2 separate regions of the Homo sapiens genome follow, and region 1 is linked to region 2. A link is a loop called in an ENCODE intact Hi-C map of the cell type or tissue named here. Cell type or tissue: endothelial cell of umbilical vein. All regions are shown on one strand. Each heading gives the region's core, and the rest is flanking DNA. Links, peaks and the distances in the headings are about the cores only. Region 1 has its middle 62 kb from the start of LINC01179. Region 2 has its middle 130 kb from the start of LINC01179.

The links. A loop is a pair of places that touch in the nucleus more often than their neighbours do. Peaks named below come from ENCODE experiments on the same cell type or tissue, not always from the same donor. Only the 100,000 strongest peaks of a DNase experiment are listed, where the experiment ranks them.
Region 1: a loop joins it to region 2, with 5 times the contacts of the local background. A loop is called at or near these places in 2 of 110 quality-filtered maps.

Annotation. Positions count from the first base shown.
Region 1 is chr4:165,620,903-165,623,828 of GRCh38, reverse strand. No RefSeq gene overlaps it. Among named protein-coding and RNA genes, the nearest start is that of LINC01179, 62 kb to the left of the region's middle. RefSeq lists an enhancer at 1,498-1,792. In endothelial cell of umbilical vein, for the core only: no CTCF peak of the experiment used is centred there; a DNase peak (open chromatin) is centred at 1,618; H3K27ac peaks cover 1,657 bases.
Region 2 is chr4:165,553,622-165,556,547 of GRCh38, reverse strand. No RefSeq gene overlaps it. Among named protein-coding and RNA genes, the nearest start is that of LINC01179, 130 kb to the left of the region's middle. In endothelial cell of umbilical vein, for the core only: no CTCF peak of the experiment used is centred there; a DNase peak (open chromatin) is centred at 1,067; H3K27ac peaks cover 1,102 bases.

The DNA.
Region 1 (2,926 bases), core at 156-2,655, 67 kb before region 2:
AGAGCGTGTCATGCAAGTGACTCGAGCCTGAGGCTGGGCAAAGCAGAGGCCATGAGATTCTAAGGTAACCATGAGAGTGGTATTCTGGTCATGGGTACATCTTGAGAGAGAAAGTACAGCCAGAAAGAGATAAATGAATTGGTCAGATTGAGAGAAATGAGACAGGGAGAGTAAATGAACATTTTCTTTCAACAAGAACATACATGGCAGGAAGCTAGAATATGCCCTCTAACTATTTACTCTGACAGATGACTATGATGTATGTCTGTTCTTTACTCCTTAACTCTTTATAATCAGTGCTGACTCTCAAAGTATCTTAAATACTTGTGTATTATAATTATTTCTAAAATCTCGTTCTTCTTTGAGGCATCTTAACTCTTATTCTGCTTTAAAATAATTCTGTATTTGGAAAATTTTCTCTATTTGTATTCAGGTTTCAATGAATGTCATGAAAATGACTAAAATTGGGTAGTTGCATATTATCCTGTATGCTTAGCATGTATAACTCAGCTTTTTAAACATTTTCATATAGCTTTTTTACTGAAGGAAGTATAGCATATTCTCCATAATCAATGATAATGGAAGAGGAGACTAGTATGGATAAATTAGATACACAAACCTCATTATAGTCAATAGTTTGAAGGTTCTCTTTGACAGATATTTACCAGACTTCCTAGCAGGAGCAAAATTATTTGGTTTTCAGTCTCTTTTGATTCCCAGAAAAGCAGGCAATCAGGGCTAGGTAAGGGCTAAGTGTGGATATTCTGCCACAGAGTCTATCGTATGTTCAGTGACGACATCCACCGGGCTCACCTGTGTGCTGCTCTCTTCCCTCCTGAAAAATCTTAATCCACTTTCTTTTCCTTCGGAATGTTAGCTGGCACTATTAATCAAGCAGCCTTCAGCACACTCATCAAGTTATTTTTATTTACATTCTTAATTTTCTCTTTAAATTATCTCCATCTTCTCTGGTTTTTGTTTAGTTTTGTTTGTTTGTTTTTTGAGATGGGGTTTTGCTCTTTTTGCCCAGGCTGGAGTGTAGTGGCGTGATCTTGGCTCACAGCAACCTCCACCTCCCCTGTTCAAGCGACTCTCCTGCCTCAGCCTCCCGAGTAGCTGGGATTACAGGCATGCGCCACCACGCCAGGCTAATTTTGCATTTTTAGTAGAGACGGGGTTTCACCATGTTGGCCAGGCTGGTCTTGAAATTTTGACCGCAGGTAATCCACCTGCTTCAGCCCCCATAAGTGTTAGGATTACAGGCATGAGCCACCTCGCCCAGCCTCCATCTTCTCTTTGGAAAACTGGTCCAGCACTGGGGTCTCAAATTTAACATAGCACCTTTTTTTTTCCCTCTCGCCTGTTTCTAAACCTCAAATCCTCTTTGCAGATCTCTACTTTTCATTACTATTTTTCTTTTTTCTAAAACAGTGAGCGTTTCTCTAATGACGAGGCTGTGGCCCAGGCTTTGTTACCGTTCCTTACTCACAAACACCCGCATGAGAGCCCTGTCATCCAAATATTTACTGATGGCAGCCACAATTCCTTCCTCTTCAAGTTCCCAGTGAGACTTCTTTTCCCCTGCCAACACTATCTTCCACCAGATAAAGTCATTGTTACCTGGAGGAAACTGGTTTCCTGTCTGCAGTTTGCTGAGTCACATCTAGCCATTACTCTGCTATGATCATCCAACTCTTTTTTTTCCTTTTTGCACCACGTACTACATACAGTGCGTCTCCTCATCCAGTTCTGTAAGGCTTCCTTAGCCAAAAATGAATCTCACCTTTTACATCATGGGTCCTTCTTTCAAATTCCCACTGGCCATTTATCTCATCCACATTCTTTCTCCACCTACTCACTCACTCCTTTCCTATTTTCTCCAATTATCTGGGAGCCACATAAGGAAGCATGACTGTCCCAAACTTGCCAGTTTAAAAAATAGATGCCCTGGGCCTGGCGCGGTGGCTCACTCCTGTAATCCCAGCACTTTGGGAGGCCGAGGCAGGAGGATTACCTGAGGTCAGGAGTTCAAGGCCAGCCTGTCCAACCTGGTGAAACCCTATCTCTACTAAAAATACAAAAATTAGCTGGGCGTGGTGGTGGGTGCCTGTAATCCCAGCTTCTTGGGAGGCTGAGGCAGGAGAGTTGCTCGAACCTGGGAGGCAGAGGTTGCGGAGAGCCAAGATCATGCCACTGCACTCCAGCACTCCATCTTCTGCAACAGAGGGAGACTCCACCAAAAAAAAAAAAAAAAGCCCTGACAAGGTAGTTAAATTATCTAAAATTATAGACCAGTCAAGTGTTCATATACTCTAGGTAGTGGTGACTCCCTGCAGTCATGAAAGTAACATTGATGTTTTGGAAACAAAAACTGTTGGACAACCTCTTGTGAACATGTTTCATTAAGACTTTAGGTGAACAGTGAACACTTGGCTGATTATTTACTATGCCTGCCCCACCTGAGTCCGAAAGTGTAGACAGCATTAGCCCCATTCCAAAGGGTGCAGACCAGAACATAATAAAACTCAATGGCACAATTGCTTGGCTCCTTCAGGCCTTCTCCCCTAGAGCTCAAATATCCAGCCCGCCCCAAGGTCTTGGTGAGTGAGAAGAATCATATTTCTTAGAGCTGCGTGACAGATGCATCTTCCTCATTATTTCATCCTCAACAGGTTTCCTCAGCTTAATGTCCAATTCTCTCTTTTCCAATAAAACATTTTGCAGCAAAGTCAGGAATGAAGCCCAGTATTTCATTTAGAGATATCTCAAATTCTGGCATACCTCAGAGACACTGTGTGTTTGGTTCCAGACCTCTGCAATAAAGTATCACAATAAAAAGAGTCATACAAATATTTTTGTTTCCCAGTGCGTATTAAAGCTATAATTACACTATATTGTATGTATTAAGTGTGCAACAGCATTAGGT
Region 2 (2,926 bases), core at 126-2,625:
TGTTAGCGTTTTATGGATGAGGAAATTATGACTGAACAGAAGAAATAAATTTCCCAAGTTGATATAGCTTCCTACCAAGGTGATGAACTGGGATCTCAAGCCCAGAAAATTTGAATGCAGAGTCCACTGGGTGAAGTGAGGCATATTCAAAAATTGGCATAACCAAGCGCTGTATCTGGGAATACACAAATACATGTTCATTGTGATATGAAGAAAACTATGGGAATTATTTACAGAAAATTACTCCTCTGAGTGTAATTGAGGGGGAGGACAATTTGATAATTTTCAAATTACCAGAAGTATTTTATTTCTCAGACTGAGTGGTGGGCATATGGTTGTTCATTTTATTATAATTATTTAATCTTTACCTATGCACTGCATATATATATATATATATATGTGTGTGTGTGTGTGTATAGTGTGTGAACATACTTCATGCTGTTGTCGTATATGCTTTTCTCTTTATCACCTACTTTGCTCTCAGATTTAAGCAAGATTTGTCCTTAACATAAACGCGCAGTCTATAATAGTAACTAAGAAAGGATTAATAAAATATCTAGACTATGTAAACAATTCCTAAGAATCAACTTCACTTATAATCAAATAAATAAAATTACAATTAAAAATATCACATTTCACACCCACAAGATTGGTAAAACAACACCAAATGTTGGTAAGGGTATGCAGCAACTCTTCTACTCTTTGAAACTCAAAGCCAGGAGGAGACTTCTTTCTTATCACACCCCTTCCCTGTAGAAGTGATTTGGTGTGATCTTGTCCATAAATTAAGATAGGAAAAAACAAAACAAAATATGGAGGGAAGATTAATGAATACTTCTTTTTATTTTCTTTTATTTTTAATTGACAAATAATAATTGTATATACTTATAGGGTACAATGTGATGTTTTGGTACATGTATACATTGTTAAATGATTACACTCCATATGACCTCACATATTTATCATTTCTTTGTGATGAGAACGTTTAAAATCCTCTCTTTTCAAAACACATTATACAATGACAGAGGAAGGAAATATGAGTGAGGAGAAAAAAATTGATAAGGTAAGAGGAAAAGAGTAGAAGTGAAAGATAGAGCTGGAGATATAGTGACACAGGAGAGAGATCAAGGAAAAAAAGATTAGCCCGTGTTTTTCTGAGTACGCTGCATGGTTTATCTATGAAATGCTGAAAGGAATTCACTTTATGGCTCTGGACTCTTGGGTACGGTCCACCGTCATTGCCTGCTGGGAGAGGTCTAATATACATCCAACTATCCAGTGGGCCCAATAAACATTAAATGATTGATTTCTCCCTTAACTTTAGCCATCTCAGTCACTATTCATCAATAATTAAAGAATATATTCATTTGACATCAAATGCAAAAAGAAAATTCAAAGACATTAAGGGATGGGTTTAAACAGATGCATTTACATTGATATTAACTTAAGCAATATCAATCAATCTCACCCTGGAAGGGAGACAGGAATTAGTGTGCGACTAGAAAGCATTTATTTGAACATTTTACATCCTTAAAACTCTGTGCACTGAAAAAAGCTATTCCTTGGACATCAGCAAGTAAGCTTATAAATTATGACACTTCAGGCCCTGATTTATCACTGTATTGGGTATTTTTCAAGATAAAACAATAGAAACCAAAAATCTGCTAAAAATTCCAAACTTACAATAATCAAAGAAATACGGATATAATCAATGAGAGTTCAATACATCATATTCAAGCAGATTATTATAATATCTAATTTTGCAGAGGGTGAGAGGAAATGTGATTCTCACATCATAATGCTTCATAACTTGTATAAGAAGACTTAATGATGTGCCTATTTTTGACATAATAATTTCATATCCAAGAATTTGACCTAAGGAAATTATCATGAATATCTTGAAAGTTTTCACTACAGGAATGTTCATTTCAATGCTATTACAGAAGTGAATAGTGAAAAGTGATGTCCAACCACAAGGGATTACATGAGGGCACATTTATTGAATGAAATAAAACTATTTAAATGATAGTAAAACAAACAGAAAGTAACATCAAAAAAATTAAAATATGTTAAATGGAAAAGTAATTTTTAAAATTCATACATAAAACTCTACTGTTGGCTTGAAATAAAGGTTTCAAAGGAGCGACTGGGAAGGAAAAATGGACGTGAAACCTGCTGGCAAAGAAGAGTGAAAGCCTCCACAATTGCCTAAGTCCATCCTTGTCTAAATATCTCAAAATTAAAACCTAACTTCTTGTTCTGAATCATTTCTTCTGAAAGGTAAGCCATGTGGCTCTAAAAGGCATACTCTTCAGAGAGAAATGATTAAGAATATTAAAATGACCTTGGGTTATTGATAACAGAAAGAGAACAAATGTAATGAGAATGCATTTTGCATACTGTCCCATTAAGACTTTCTGTGCATGGCTGATGCAGGAAACTAAAATGATCAATGGTGTCAAATCCCACAGGAGAGCAAAATCTTGGGCCAGCCAGAGCTCTGTAATCACAGGTGATCGTTCATGAGAATGCCACTAGCCCATCTCCTCAAGTGATGTATTAGCCCTGGGTGATTGATTTAGAGCTTTGCAAGGGCAATTCTAAACACTTACACATTTTTATTTAAAGGAAAGTTTCTTTCACATACTTCCTAATGGAAGTTTACATATTCTTTTCCATGGAAAACAGGGTTAGGGTAAATCCTAATGGTATTCAGGATTGTCTACCCCCTCACATAAGTTTAAAGAGAAAATGATGATGAAGTAAGAAGGCAAAGATTTTTACATCTGAAAGACAGAATAGTTGAAGAGGTATGTGTTAAAGAAGACATAAAAGTGATGAAGATCATGCTTTTGTTGACCATAAACACAGCCACCAAATCCCAAAATACTAAACATGAGCCAGAAAGGAGGTAGTTCTGGAACAA